Linked DNA regions of Mus musculus: region 1 is linked to region 2. The links are chromatin loops, found by intact Hi-C in ENCODE. Cell type or tissue: heart. All regions are shown on one strand.

Region 1 (8,000 bases), 58 kb before region 2:
GATGAAATGTAATGTATGGATAGATATTAGTTTAGCATATGAACAACAAAAAATATATCTTTGAGGCATGATATTGTGTGCAGACACTAGAGACCTATACACACATGATAGGAGGACACCGAATTGGGTTCACATACTCTCTGCTCTTCATTTCAACTTGTCATATTATATTGACTAATGTTTTAAGTTTTAAAACAATACAGTTGATCAGTAATTCCCAACAAGCTTCGTTATGCTTATATACAACATTAAAAAATGTTTACTTATTATATGTTATTAACATTTTCTTCAGATATATTCCATAAATTTTAATTTTGACATTTACTTCTTAAATCCCAAAAGTTACATAAAGATTAATAATATAGTAATAGGTAGATTAAGCTACTTTTTCAATTTATTTTCCAATTTGAAGATGTACTTGAGAATAATTAATATACTAATACTTTGTACTTTAATAAAATTTATTACATATTTTCTAATAAAAAATTATACATATTTTCCTTTTGATTAAATTTTAAAAATATAATACTAGATTTTTTTGATACAATCATTTTTAGGTTTTTAAAATCTTTCAAAATACTTGAAATTGGATCTCCATAAAAGGATTTTAAAGCTCTAAATGGATATTCGACCTTAGGAAGAGTACAACATAAAAAAATACGTTTTAATATATTTTTTCTTTATTATTACTTTTATGCAAATGATTGTTTTTCATACAATATATTGTGATTAGGGGTTCCCTCCACCACTGCCACCTAATTGCTAGGCAATCTTCTACCTTTCTCCTTCGACCTGAATCCACTCTCTTTTTGTCTCTTGCTGCAGAGCCATCAACAATCTAGAGAATAATAATAAAATAAACTGAAACAAAAATCAGACTTTGATAGGACAAAGGAAGCAAACAGAATAAAAAGCACCAGAAACTCATATTAGATGCACAGATACATATTCTCACATACAGGAATTCCATAAAAACACAGAAAACAGAAACTTACATACTTGCAATATATACTTACTTACAAGGAACATGTAAGGTTTTATAAATATACCCTGTCAAAATATGAGAAAAAGAATGTGCAAAGATCTCATTTAGTTCATTTTTTGTTGGTCATCTATTCTGAACATGGGGCTTGCCCTTAGGCATTGTCTGTATCTGCAGTGAGACTCTATTGAAGAAAAAATAAATTTTTATTTGCCAATTTTTATCAATTGGAGATAGCTTCTTGGATAGGGATGGAAGCTTGTGTATATTTTTCCTTCCAATGCTGGGAGCTCATCTTGTGCAGACACGTGTGTGTGCTGCTAACACAGTCTCTGTAGGTCCATATGTGAATCACAATTTATTCCTGATGTGTCTAGAATATCTTATTCCTTGGAGACCATCATCATCTCTGGCTTTTACTATCTTTCTGCCTCTTCTGCAAAACTCCCGGAGTGCTGAACAGAGGGATTTGAAAGACTCATCTCATTTAAGATTGAGTGTTTCAAGGTCTCACACTCTGTACATTTTCCAGCTATGGGTCTCTATATTTGTTTTCATGAACTGCAGGAAGAAGATTCCATGGTGAATGCTGGGCAAGGATGAGTATAGCTGATTGTAGGTAGGGATACATTTTTTTTTTTTAGCAGAAAAGCAGTACTCGGTTTTACTTTAGGTCCCTGACCTATCCAGTCTCAGGTTCTTTGCCACCTGAGCTGCGTTGAGTTTTGGATTCATCTCATGCAGTGAAACTTAAATCAAATGAGATAACTGGTTGGCTACTCCCACATTCTGTGGGCTGCTATTGCAATAACGCATCTTGCAAAAGGTCATCAGTGCATGGTGAAGGTATTGTGGCGGCACTAAGGTTCACATTTCCCCTTTGACAGAGAAGAGTATCTAATTATGTCACTAACATTAGTCCATAACAGGGAGGTAGCAGGCCGATTTCTCCATGTTCAATGAGTTATGACAGAGTTGTCTTCAGTAATAGGGTCTTATCCGCAATGTGTGGAGAGCAACCAATACCCTTGATAATTGCCTTGATCGCTTATTTAAAATTCTTATGTTTTTAATCTATCATTTTCTGTAAACTATTCATTGCCTTCTTTTTCTTTTCTTAATGGCTTCTAAGACAGAAGTCATCACTTTCAGAATATGTTTGGCTCAAAATGTAATGATGTATAAAATACATACAACACACACACATATACACATATACTGTCTCCTGCTAGGCATCATAAACTAATAAAATCTTAGTAATATGAATATGTTATCATGTTGGGAGTTGTTAGCCAGTGATTCTTAAAGACCTCAAACATTATAATATATTGTCATTTTTTTTGATACCTACCAGGACTTTATGATAAGAACCCACTTCCAAAGATATCACATATATATCCTTAGTTATAGTAAAGTTATAGCTTTTATCAAGTTGGTATAGACCTGTTTGCTTCCTCCCTACTGGCTAGGTTTTATAATTATAGAACATACCGTACAGCTTACCATAGTAGGAAAGCAGTCATCAATGATAGCTCTCTATGAACCTCCAAATTACAATGACTACTGTCCTGGTGAGACCTGTCTACTGGTGAAAAGATGCAAGAACAACCTCAGAGTAAGCCAGTACTTTCTGATTAGACTTAATTCTTACATCACAAAATGAAACCTATATATCAGCCAGAGATAGTGGAAATATCTTGTGGACACAGCAGAAGCTGCATATATAAACCCATAATAGTTGTAACACCATCAACAAAACCTTAAAGAACAGCAGGATTATATTCCAGCATTCAAAATGAAGTTGGGCACACAATCCCATCCCTAGTCAGGGAATTCCTGACAAATTTAGTTATTCTATTAAAGAGGAGACAGTTTTCTCTGCTCGTGTGTCCCTGGTAAGTCAACCATATTTAAGAAGAAGACTAGATATCCAAAAACTTTTGAACAGCACAAATATGTGTTTTGAAGGATTAAAAAGTGAAAAGGAAAACAAAAATAAATAAATAACTACAAAATTGGTTGGATAGTGAAGAAGAATGGATCATGGAAGATTTGACAAGGAGTTAATTATGATCAAAGTATATTCTATGAAACTCTCAAAGAACTAGTTAAGCCTATGGAAATGATGTAAAATGCTTCATATTCATAAATCTAACTCACTCTCAGTAAATAGTCTGTGGAAAAACAAATCAAAATTTAAATCTGACTTGAAGTTCATGAACTCCACGTTTCTACATCTAGTTTGTGGTTGATTTTTACGTTACATAAATAGATTAAAGGACACATCATTTCTGCTTCCATCTCCTGTGTGTGCAATGCTAAGGCAAATATTATACAAACCCAAGCAAAATGTGACAGACGACGCTCAAGATAGAGTATGAGGGAGAAAAGCATAGTACTTTATTTCAGCATGGCTGGACTAAAAGACAAGCGAGGTTTTAATCATGTGCAATGGAGAATCTAGAGTCTCCTGTGTTTGATTTCAGTCAACAAAGCCATGTTCATTTACTTTCATGACTGGAAGTAGTGCCCCTAAATTTATGATCCCACACCATCGCAGTAACAAGGAGAGCAGGCCTGTTTGTGACAATTATACACCAAAAGATGACCATCACTCCCAACTCCTGCAATAACTCACCCCAGTTTTGGAGAAACTCTGCCAAGTTTCACAACTCTGGAGAAAGTTCAAATTATTTGCATCCTCAAAAGATTAACAATTGTGGGTGTGATCACATAAAAACTTCACAAATAAGGAGTTCAGGGGCCTAAAGTTGCAAAAAAGATGATCTGGGATATAGTCAATTTAGGTTAAATATTTCTCCAAAGATTTAAACAATTGTTACAGTCCTCTTTCTTGTACCTTTATCCCAAGTTTCAGACAACGGGAAAATTCTGCTTCTTGAGCTGTAGTGTTTTCTGATGTTTTCAGATTGTGTTTAGGAAGTAGTTAATTTGCTACATTGATATTTATTTTATTTCAGAATTCTCAGGGACTCACCATGATGGCAATTCCTCATATATATTTGATTTCCAGTGTCAAATTTAATTTTCTTTTCATGAATACTAAATTTTCATTTTAATAAAAATGAATAAGCTGTTGTCATATTATCTTAAATGTATTTAAAGAATTATCTTGTCAGCAAGCTGTGACAAGGCTTTTTCTTCCCGAGTTGCATGTTTTCTTTCTGCTGTTTTACTTGCTGTGATAATTAGGACCTCTCACAGTATAATACAAGCAAGCAAGGTGGAAACCATTCTTTTTTTCTTTTCTTTTTTTTTTTTTTCTGTTCCAAAAAAAGAAATTAGACTAATATTTCACCTTTAAGTGTTAAGTCTTTTATAAGCTTGTGAGAAGACTGTGACTGAAAAAAAAAAAAACAACAAAAAACAAAAAAACAACTGAATACTATGTTTCTAAGAGATTTACATATGATTTGAATCTTATGAGGATATTCTCTCCCTTAAAAATAGGGTTTGAATTATAACATTTCTATTGTAGATAGTAATTTTTCTGCTATGTTGTTTTCTCTGAGTGTCTTATAGGGTTATGATTTCAGTTGGAGATAGAAACCCACCAACTTTTCTAATATGTTTTATATGCTTTTTTTTTACACTTAAATATTTAATGTCTCCAGAATTACTATTGGTGTATCCTGGTAGTTTACTTAATTTATGTTGTCTGTTCAATGTCTGGAATACTATAATAGCATCTGTTTCAATTCCCTATTATAAAATAGAAATTATCATAGTGTCTTATGCCTGAATATGCAGCTGCTCTACTTTAGACTTTATATCATTGCTGAATGTTTGAATGCTTAGTATTTAGCTTGTTTTTATATAAAAATAAGGATAATAATGTCATAAGAAATTTTATAAACATGTCCAACCTAGATTTTCATCCCTGGTTATTCAATCAAGTGCCACCCTAGTTACTGATCTAAAACAACTTCATAGACAGACTTAAGGTTATTTACACCCTCATATTAAGGTTCTTAATATGAAGAATAAAAAATGATCTTGAATAATCCAGGTGGCTAGTATAACCTTTGCTCTCCTAAGGCAGCAGGGATATTGGTCAAGGACATTTGTCTTCAGATAAATCAGGAAGGAAACACAGAAGAAAAGAGATCTCATGCATATGTAGACAAGACTTGAACCTGATAGCTGCTTTGAATAATGGACAAAGATGCCCAATGTATACAGGCAGCCTCTAGAAGCTGGGAAAGATACTAGCAAAGAGAGTTCCATCACAGTAAAGAAATGAATGCAACAGATGGTTCAAATCTGTAAAATCTTTCCAAGAGATGAAAATAAGAATCATAGGCCTACACATACTTGTCTCTGGGCTTATAAACCTGTTTTCTATATTGTATAACAGAAAACAATGGATAAATCTTTGTTTATATAAACCATGAAACATTAGATAATTTGTCACAGCATCTATTTGACATTAATGCAAAAGCACACAGCAAATGATGACTATACCCATTAAATCATTTTGTTTGGGTAAAATACTAAGTGTAATACTGTCAAGTATTTGAAAATAAGTCTGTTTATTTTTAAATAAATAAGGAAATAAATAATTCTGAGTTTATTAGTAGTAAACACTCCTAAGAAAATCCTAGGTATCTTGGAAGATAACAAGTCTAACTTAGTGAATCAATAAGTTTCTTGGACTTATTTATAAGAATAGGGATGGCACCAAGGCAGTTGTATCACCTAAATCATGTGCAAGCATTGGTGATGACTCAGAATGCCTGCATCCCTGGAGCTCCCTTGGGGGAAACCCAGGCAGCTCAACAGTTCAGAGGTTGGCATTCCAGAGAATTTGTTACTGCTTTCAACCATGGAGAATGCCATTGTGGATCTTTCTGATTTCAGGAAATTCTTAGCTATCTTGTGGTGTCTTTGCTTCTTGAGTCTTATAAGATTTTTTTTAAAACTTCCTGAAACTTAAAGGGACTCACTCCAAGAATATTTCAATATATCAGATTTTTCCATCACCAATGGGTGACAGAATATCAGCTAAGATTTTGATATTTGGAGATTGCTGGCCAGCCCATTTAAGACAGAAAGTATCAACACTAATTTGATTTTTCATAAGCCCACGAATTACTTTAATGGAAACTACCAATTCTCCCTTGTGCATTTCAAATTCTGTTTATATGATTATCAAATATAAAAAATTGATTTTATATATATTTTAAACCTCTTGGATCACATAGAAAGATACCATGAAATATTGTTGTATCTCGGCACATACTTCAGGCAAAATTTTATTTATTTATTTATTTATTTATTTATTTATTTACTTATTTACTTATTTACTTATTTCAATGCCTATCTATTTATAATATATTAAATTTATATATTTATAAATATATTTATGTTATGTATAAAACATTTGTTTATTTATTTATTGTCCAAGCTGGCTTCACACTCATAGAGATTAACCTGTCTTTGTTTCTTGAGTGCTAAAAGAGGACATGACCATTCCTGGCTTAAGAATTATTTATAATAATATTTACAGAGCATACCAGCATATGCTAACAGGTACTTAAGTTGAGACCTACAAATTATTTTTTTTTATTAATCATTTTATATGTTTACATTTCAAATGTTATTCCCTTTCTTGGTCTCCCATCCATGAATTCCCCAAACCTATGCACCTCCCTTTTACCTCTAATAGGGTTCTCTCCCTGGGTCCCAGGGCTCCAGCCACATATGTGGCAGAGGATGTCATTGTTGGACATCAGAGGAAGGAGTGGCCCTTGGGCCTGAGGGGTTTTGATACCCCAGTGTAGGTGAATGCCATAGCAGGAACGTGGGAGTAGGTGGATAGGACAACACCCATCATAGAGGCAGGGGGAGAGAGAAAGGAGGAGGGGATTTCCAGAGGAGAGATCTGGAAAGGATATAACATTTGAAATGTAAATAAAGGAAATATCCAATAAAAGAAAAATAAAAGATGTTTCTCTCCCACCCACCCATGTACCCACTCCCACTTCACCCTTCTAGCATCCCCCTTCTCTGGGGCTTCTCTGCTACATATGTAGCAGGAGTCATGGACCAGTCTTTGTATACTTTTTGGATGGTGGTTTATTCTCTAGAAGCTCTAAGGGGCTCAATTAATTGATACTGTTGATTTTTCTGTGGGATTGCAATCCCTTTCAACACCTTTAACACTTCCTCTAACTCTTCCACTGCCATCCCAGGGGTCAGTCCAATGTTTGGCTGTGAGTTTCTGCATTTGTATCCATCAGGTGCTGGCAGATACTCTCAGAGGACAGCCATACCAGGCATTTGTCTGTAAGCACATCTTGGCATCAGCAATAGTGTTGGGGTTTTATGTCTGCTGATGAAATGGATAGCATAATGGGGGAAGTCTCTGGATGGCCTTTCTTTCAGCCTCTTCACCATTTTGTCCCTGCATTTCCTTTAGATAGGGATAATTCTGGGTTTACATATTTTAGATGGGTGGGTGACACCATCCTTACGTGTGATTCATGTCTATCTACTGGAGGTAGTCTCTTCACGTTCTATCTCCCTGCTGTTGGGTATTTTGGCTAATGTCATCTTCACTAGGACCTGGGCACCTCTCTCTGGAATCTGGAACTTTCTAGTGTTTCTCCAGGCTCCCCAGCCTACACAACTACTTATTTCTATTCATTCTCCTTGGACTTTGTCTCATTTCATTAAAGTAGACACAGATATGAATGGCTAAGGCAGACTTGTGAAGGAAGGTTTTGCTGAAGCAGATACAGGAGAGAGGATGTTCTGCTAAAGCAAGCAGATGAAACAACATGTGATGAAAGATTCTTTGCTAATGACATGCATTATTGGTCCAGCTTATATTGCATAATTGAGCTGCATTTGTCAGGACATCATAGAGAAATGTACACCAAAAAACTTGTGGTGTGCTGCAGTTTGTTGCTACTTCCAAGGACTTGGACTGATTGGATACAAGGGCTGAGGCGAGACCTGTACTGAGGCAAGTCCTGTGCTGAGGCAAAAGCCT
Region 2 (8,000 bases):
CAGAAGTAGTAATTTATTGAATTTAGAGCTTAAAACTACGTAGTTATTTTTCATATACTATAATGAGAGAGGCTGAGGAATGATGTGAGTACTAGAAGTTTCATCACTTTTTATCAATTGAGATCAGATAAGAACAAATAAAGGGGAAAAATAGTGACATTATAAGAAATAGTCTAGCATCTATTTACATCCCAATTCCCTTTGAAAAGCACCTTAAATTGTTTTTCTGAGATATTTCTTTATATTGAATTAACAAAATATTAATGAAGAAAAATTTATAAAATACCAAAAAGTAGAAGAGAAATTTTTCAGAAATGTAAACATTCAAAAGATTACTTTGGTAGTAAAGATTCCATGAAAAAACTGAAGTGTTTTGGTTTGGGTTTTCTTTTTAAAATAATGTTAGAGAAGCAGAATGCAGATCAACCTTACAAACTAGAGTGATACTAGAAAAATAAGGAGGATAGTATCTGTTGCGTTCTGTGTTCTGGCTCAAAGGCTGAGAAAAAGATAGATTGAAATGATAAGAATGAGATAATAGGGTAATAGAGACAAACAGAGCAGTGACCATTCTGAGGGCTACTAAAACAGAATGACTCAATCCAACCTGGAAACTGATTTAAAGAAATGATACCACCAGAAAATGTCCATGAAATGAACATTAAACCAAAATGCATCAGTAATCCAAAATATGCCCAGTATGCCAAACCACATTAAAAGATAGAAATCAGTATTGAATTATATACCAGATATTTGAAGAGTCAGAAATTGTTAAAGCATATTTTATTTAAGTGAGTGGAAAGGAGAATAAATGTTCAGCAAAGAGAAAACTGAACAGAGCTCAGACACAAACAGAAACAAGGCAGTAAAAATGTGGAAACACTGGAAATGTTTGCAAAGGAGCTGGGCATGGTGGCGCACGCCTTGAATCCCAGTACTCAGGATGCAGAGGCAGGCAGATTTCTGAGTTCGAGGCCAGCCTGGTCTACAAAGTGAGTTCCAGGACAGCAAGTGCTTTGCAGAGAAACCCTGTCTCGAAAAACAAAACAAACAAACAAACAAACAAAAACAAACAAACAAAAAGGCAAAGCAAAGTGGAGATCCTCTCATATGTGAAAAAAACAGGGAAGACCACATTTCATATTTGTGTGTTGGGAGTGGGGGGGGGGAGAAATCTATATACCGACATTTTGCAAACCAAAAGTGTTTCCAAAATTAAAAGAACAAAAACCAACAAACAAACAAATAAAAAGACATGTACAAACTTTGAAAGCATGTGAAATCGCATAAATATACAGTTCACATTTTGAAGCAAGTAGAATTCTGAATTCAAAAGGAAAAATGCTACAAATTCTAACAAGGTGAAAATATGTTACAAAATTAAAAGTTTTAGGGGGATAAGAGAGTGAGGGTTGTAGTAGTAGTAATTTAGTCTTCTGCAGAAGATGATTAATTAATAAAATAAATTATTAGTAATACTAACCCTCTCATTGACTTTTTGTTCAGTGTCTCATCTGTTGTGACAAGAATGATTCTGGTAACTGCACCTTCAAACATTGTCTCTTTCTACTGTAACAAGACATACCAGTTATCTAAACATCAGACCATCCAATAAACATCTTCCATCCATCTTTGTGTTTTCCACGAATTTGTCTTAGCAAAACATCCAGGAGGAAGTTAACATAGCTTACTCTTTTGTTTAAAACTCATTTATGTAGACCTGATTGTTTCAGTAAAGGACATCAACACATTTAAAATTTTTTATCGACAGTCGCCAGTGGACCTTCCATGCTGCAGATGCACTAGCATGCCCAGGATCTTAGGATCACTGGTAAGTGGAACACAACATCTGTTCCAAGACGAATACGAGGGGCCTGTAACAGCAGGAGTAAGGACACAGGAGCCCCGCCCGACCAGCAGCTCAGGTTCCTTCTGCTCCATGCTGGTCTACTTTGGTTTCAAGCACAGTGGACAGCCCCATGGTCCCCAGAGGAAGTATCCCTTCCAAGCACTGTAACACACCCAGGAACTTAGGATTCCAGGATCCCAGGATCCCAGAAGCTTGGTCACATAAGGATCTCAGGGTCTCAGGAAGCTTGACTGCCAAGAACTCTTGACACACCCAGAATCTCAGGTTCACAGGATCCTGGAGTCACAGGATCACAGAGAAAGCTGGACTCTGAGGAGTCCTGAATCAACCAGGATTACAGGAAGGATAGGCTCCAGTCAGATATATTGAGGGCAGGGAGCATTTGAGATATTCAGATGGCAGGAGGCAAGTGTAAGAACAGAAGCAACAGAAACCAAGGTTACTTGGCATCATCAGAATCAAACTCTCCCACCATAGCAATTCCTGAATACACCTTCACACCAGAAAAGCAAGATATGGATTTAAAATCACCTATCACGGTGATGATGGAGGACTATAAGAAGGAAATAAACAACTCCCTTAAAGAAATACAGGAAAATTCATCCATTCAGGTGAAAGACTTGAACAAAACCATCCATGATCTAAAAATGAAAGTAGAAACAATAAAGAAAAAAGGGAGGCCACTCTAGAAATATAGGAAAATGTAGGAAAGAGCAAACAACCCTGAGATTTCACCTCATACCAGTCAGAATGGCTAAGATAAAAAACTCAGGTGACAGCAGATCCTGGCAAGGATGAGGAGAAAGAGGAACACTCTCCCATTGCTGGTCAAATTGCAAGCTGGTACAACCACTCTGAAAATCAGTTTGGTGGTTCCTCAGAAAATTGGACATAGTTCTACCAGAAGATCCAGCAATACCACTCCTGGGCATATCCAGAAGATGTTCCAACATGTAATGAGGACACATGTTCCACTATGTTCATAGAAACTTATTTATAATAGCCAGAAGCTGGAAAGAACCCAGATGTCCCTCAACAGAGGATTGGATACAGAAAATGTGGTACATTTACACAATGGAGTACTAGTCAGCTATTAAAAACAATGAATTTATGGAACTCTTAGACAAATGGATGGATCTGGAGGATACCATCTTGACTGAGGTAACCCAATCACAAAAGAACACACATGATATGCACTCACTGATAAGTGGATAATAGCCCAGAATTTCAGAATCCTTCTTTAAGGGGGAACAAAATACCCATAGGAGTTACAGAGACAAAGTTTGGAGCTGAGACTGAAGGAATGACCATCCAGAGACTGCCCCAATTGGGGATCCATCCCATAAACAACCCCAGACACTATGGCAGATGCCAACAAAAGTCTGCTGACAGGAGGCTGATATAGCTGTCTCCTGAGGGGCTCTACCAGTACCTGGCAAATACAGAAGTGGATGCTCACAATCATACATTGGACAGAGCACAAGGTCACCAATGAAGGAGCTACAGAAAGTATCCAAGGAGCTGAAGGAGTCTGAAACCCCATAGGAGGAACATCAGTTTGAAATAACCAGTACCCCCAGAGCTCCTTGGAACTAAACCACCAATCAAAGAAAACACATGATGCAATTTGTGGCTCTAGCTATATATGTAGCAGAGGATGGATGACCTATTCAGTCATCAAGGGAGGAGAGGCCCTAGGTCCTGTGAAGGTTTTATGCCCTAGTATAGGGGAATGCCAGGACCAGGAATGGGAGTGGGGGCTTTGGGGAGTGGGGGGGGGAGGGGAGAGGGGAGGGGAGAGGGAATTTTTGGAGGGGAAACTAGGAAAGGGGATAACACTTGAAATGTAAAGAAAATATCTAATAAAATATTTTTTAAATTGTGATAAAAAATTTTTATCATGATTTTAAAACATTATTTTTTTTCATTGCTTTTAACAAGCTGATCTCACTAGAATGTCTATAGTATGGGGTCTGACAGTAGGATTTTAGGAACCATAGAAAGATATATGAGAATTATCCTAAATGGCTTGGTGAGTTGTTTATAAACATCCTGGAAATTTTAAAAGACAATGACATATAAATTTGAAGGTTGAGTTAAGGGGTTTCTCTTAGTATAAATAGCAATTGCAACTGTAAGATTTAAGCCCCTGTTGACCACATTTTATCATCTGAATGCACAGCTTTATAAGACTCCTATTCTGGGTAGGAAACCAATGGAAGCTGTGAATTCAGAGAAAAGCATGACAATGATTGCCACATTTTAGAAATAGAACAAAAATAAAATAACTCTGAAAAGATCTGAATGACAGAGATGTGCACGCAAGAACACTGTGTGTGTGTGTGTGTGTGTGTGTGTGTGTGTGTGTGTTTCTGTGTTGCTGTTGTTGCTGCTGTTGTTGTTGTTAAGCCTAAGACCACATGAATGCTAGGCAAGTGATTTACCACTGTACAGTAGGCACAGACCCAGAAGCACAGTCTTAGGCTCATTCTTCCAAATATTTGAAAGCTTTTAAGTTCAGAACCCAGTGTGTTACAAAAAAAAAGTCATATTAATTAAAACATAGACCAATTTCAAGATTTTGATGATTTATACCAAGGATTATCTGCCTAATATATGGAGACAGGTTTTTAAAACTATAGACTATGAGACTGAGAAAATCAGTTTGGTACATTCACTAGAGATTTGGAATTTAAAGATATGTATAGCCTAAAATTTGGTTAATTATAGGTCACTAGTACATGAACTCAAATCAGTTGTCTGTACCAGAGCTTTGGAGTTCTATGAATTTCTTGGTATGCTGGGTATACTTTCAAAACATGTCCAGGCTAATATGTTTTCTCTGACATGTCCTTATTATAAAATTCTTTTAACATGTCTTTCCCTAGAGTTCTGCTCCTATAGGATCTTCCCTTGAAATCCAAACAGCACTGAGTCTTTTAAATTTCACAGCTTGCAACATAATTCTCAGGGGATATTCATCCTTGGAACTAGGTCATATAAGTACATGCCAAGTAGTGGTTTGGACGGGGCAGATAGAGCTGTTCCAGGCACAGCCTCAGCTGAGGTCCCAGTGATAACCAGCATCAAGCACCAGACAAGCAAAGAAACAAAGTGTCAGATGATTTCTGATCACCAGGCTGACTCTAAGTATAGCAGAGCCCTACAGAGCTTGCTCCCTCATGATCAAATATGTACTGCAGCAATTTAAATCTTCATAAGTTTCTGGGTTATATTATAACTCAAAAATGGAAAACTAGGGATATAGTTTTGTTTACCTTTCTCCAGCCCATAGGAGCTCAAATGACTCTTTACCCATTTCCTAGTCTGTCCTGTATCGTAGTATAAGGCCTACAAACTGCATTTGTGTACTTTCTGAAAGTTGTCTTGCCACTTGGTTCAGTAGATAAGAGTACCTAGAGGCAGTTTGCAAGGTGAGATAGGTCAGCCTAAAGTATTTGGTTTATGTACTCTTGGTAACAGAGAATGTACCCTTCAGAGACTATCACTATGTGCACAAGGCAAATGAAGTTTTGTTTTGTTTTGTTTTGTTTTGTTTTGTTTTGTTTTGTTTTGTTTTGTTTTTTGAGTGAGTCTGTTTTTCTAGAGAAATACGTGCTTCTTGTGTTCATCCAAAAGATTTGGTAGTAACAATTGCAAGAAGCTAATTTTTCTACAAGCCTATAGATACATCACAACCTACTTAAAAGAGCCTATTAATAAATTCCTAGTATTGTCAATATTGTAATTAATAGACTTTTCATTTCCTCAGTTGAACTCTATAAGTATATTGGAATAACTCCTATCCACAGATGTAGGGCATTTACAACTGCTGAAATATCCATGAGCTTTGTACTCAACCTATAACCAAAGGTGAGGGAAGCATCAATCATAAAATGAATTTTGGATATAAGGTAGCTTACAAGTGACTTAGTTAACACATATTATGATCTCTCTCCAGTTCCTGTGTTTGCTTTATAAACAGATGTGTTCAGAAACTCTGGAGACTTTGATGTGTTTGTATAAGTAAGAAAAAAGAAGTCTTAGCTTATCTACTATTTTTCAATATAGAAATATTAGTGGAAAATTATAGTGTGATACTATCACAGCCTATGTTAATATGAATTTCAGCTTTACTAAGGAGAGGGACTAATATAAAAATGCTCTTTTCCCTGGCAATTTGAATAGCAGCTGCTATTCTATCCTTGATAAGGTGATTAAGGGACTTTGTGTCAGACACTATCCTTTCCTGAGAGAAATTGGCAGTTCAGAGTTTTGAGATTAGTTGTCATTTTCTTCTGTGGTGTAGCTGTTAAGAAGCTTCTTATACTTCAGTAAATAACCTCACACATCCTCAAACAGATACTAAGGCCAAATCCCACAGGGACAGCTAATTCAGTTAAGTTCCACCATTCAAAGTCTCTACACTTTTTCCACACATCACTACTGTCTGGAGAACAAGTACTTAAACACATGAACCTAGGAGATATTTGGAATGTAAAGCATACCATCCACTGATAGTCATTGATTTATGTTGACATCTTCATAAGCTTGTTGCTAGAACAGTGGATGAATAGTCTGTGTGAGCTAAGCTGCTCATCAACTCAGAATCCTCTAGTCCATGAACTCATAACAGGAAGAGTACTCCCTGGATTCTGTATTGGTTACTCTCGTTGTTGCTGTTTAAAAAAAAAATCTGGCTAAATATAAATCAGAGAAGTAGTTTATTTTACTTACAGTACCTGGAGAGTCCAGAATGGTTAGGAAGGCATGGAAGAGGGCTACTTGGGCAAGAAACTGGCTGAGCACATTTCTATCCCCATGCATGATGCAGACAGAGAAAACCAGAAAGACAGCTCTAATTGATACATATAATATATCAATCAAAGGTGCCATGTCCTAAAACTTACATAAGGGCCTCAAACAGTACCATTTCTTTTATCAAAGAAGATGAAACTGTAAGACTGGCTTCAAATTCAGAACAGCTTTCAAATGTGAGCTGCATGTGCGTATAGTTCCACATGTTCTTATTATTACTACTATTCATTGTAATTTCTGCAATGTGTCCTTATTGATCTTGTCTACTATAGACACTATGTTTTTAAAGCTTTGATTAAAAATAGATAATGATATATTTAGAAATCCTGGTTCATAGGATTCAATTTTACCTTTATTCAAAGACAGACAAAATTGGAAAATCATACCCATGATTATTTTTACTAACATATTTGATAATCTACACGTACCATAAAAAGGAAATCCTGAATATATGTACTTAAGAATCCAGTCATATTTTCAGGTATGGAAAGCGATATTACTACAGGGTTATTGAAAAATATATTATCTATTAGAGTCTGTACATAGTCTGAAATTACAAGACAACAAAACTCTATGTTGTAGAAAATACAATAAGTCTCTTCATGAATAAGAATTTTTCAATAGCATATGGACAAAGTGACTTATTTTACATTGACTGGCTCTTTATTCAAGTATAACAGTGTTGAACAATAAATTTCTTTATCTGTTAACAAAATTATTTGTACTCACAGTTTCACATAAAATTCTCATCAAGTTTGAACTTGAAGCCACCATTACTAGGTATTAGTGACCAGCTGTAATGTCTGAATAAATTACCATATAGGGCAGGGAACAAAACAGAGGGTGGTGAAGGTCACACAGTTCATTCTGTCTGTAGACGTAACAATTTTACTCCAGTGTAATAGGTTTTCAGTCTGAATTTGGTATTCTTTCTGTCTCTGTCTGTCTGTCTGTCTGTCTGTCTGTCTCTCCCCCTCTCTCTCCATCTCTCTCTCTCTCTCTCTCTCTCTCTCTCTCTCCATCTTTGTCTCTATCTCATGCTAGTAAGAGATAATATAGAACACCACTCTGACCAAGGAACCAATTATATAAAAATAAGGCAGTTGTCTTATTCTTGCAGATATATTGGTTTTCTGCCATGTGCACCATCATCCAAAAATGTCAACCCCTAAAGAATGAAGAGATGAAAGATAGGAACCTTTCATTACTTTCCTGTAATATATATCACAATATCAGTGACAACCTGTCCAAGGTGCTGCTTTTCTTTCTTTTCTTTTCTTTTCTTTTCTTTTCTTTTCTTTTCTTTTCGTTT

Evidence for each region. Peaks named below come from ENCODE experiments on the same cell type or tissue, not always from the same donor. Only the 100,000 strongest peaks of a DNase experiment are listed, where the experiment ranks them.
Region 1: it touches region 2 in a loop (7-fold over the local background); 4 of 42 quality-filtered maps call a loop at or near these places.

The regions. Positions count from the first base shown.
Region 1 is chr6:21,048,391-21,056,390 of GRCm38, forward strand. No RefSeq gene overlaps it. Among named protein-coding and RNA genes, the nearest start is that of Gm23960, 39 kb to the left of the region's middle. In heart, no CTCF peak of the experiment used is centred here; no DNase peak of the experiment used is centred here.
Region 2 is chr6:21,106,482-21,114,481 of GRCm38, forward strand. No RefSeq gene overlaps it. Among named protein-coding and RNA genes, the nearest start is that of Gm26373, 18 kb to the right of the region's middle. In heart, no CTCF peak of the experiment used is centred here; a DNase peak (open chromatin) is centred at 4,940.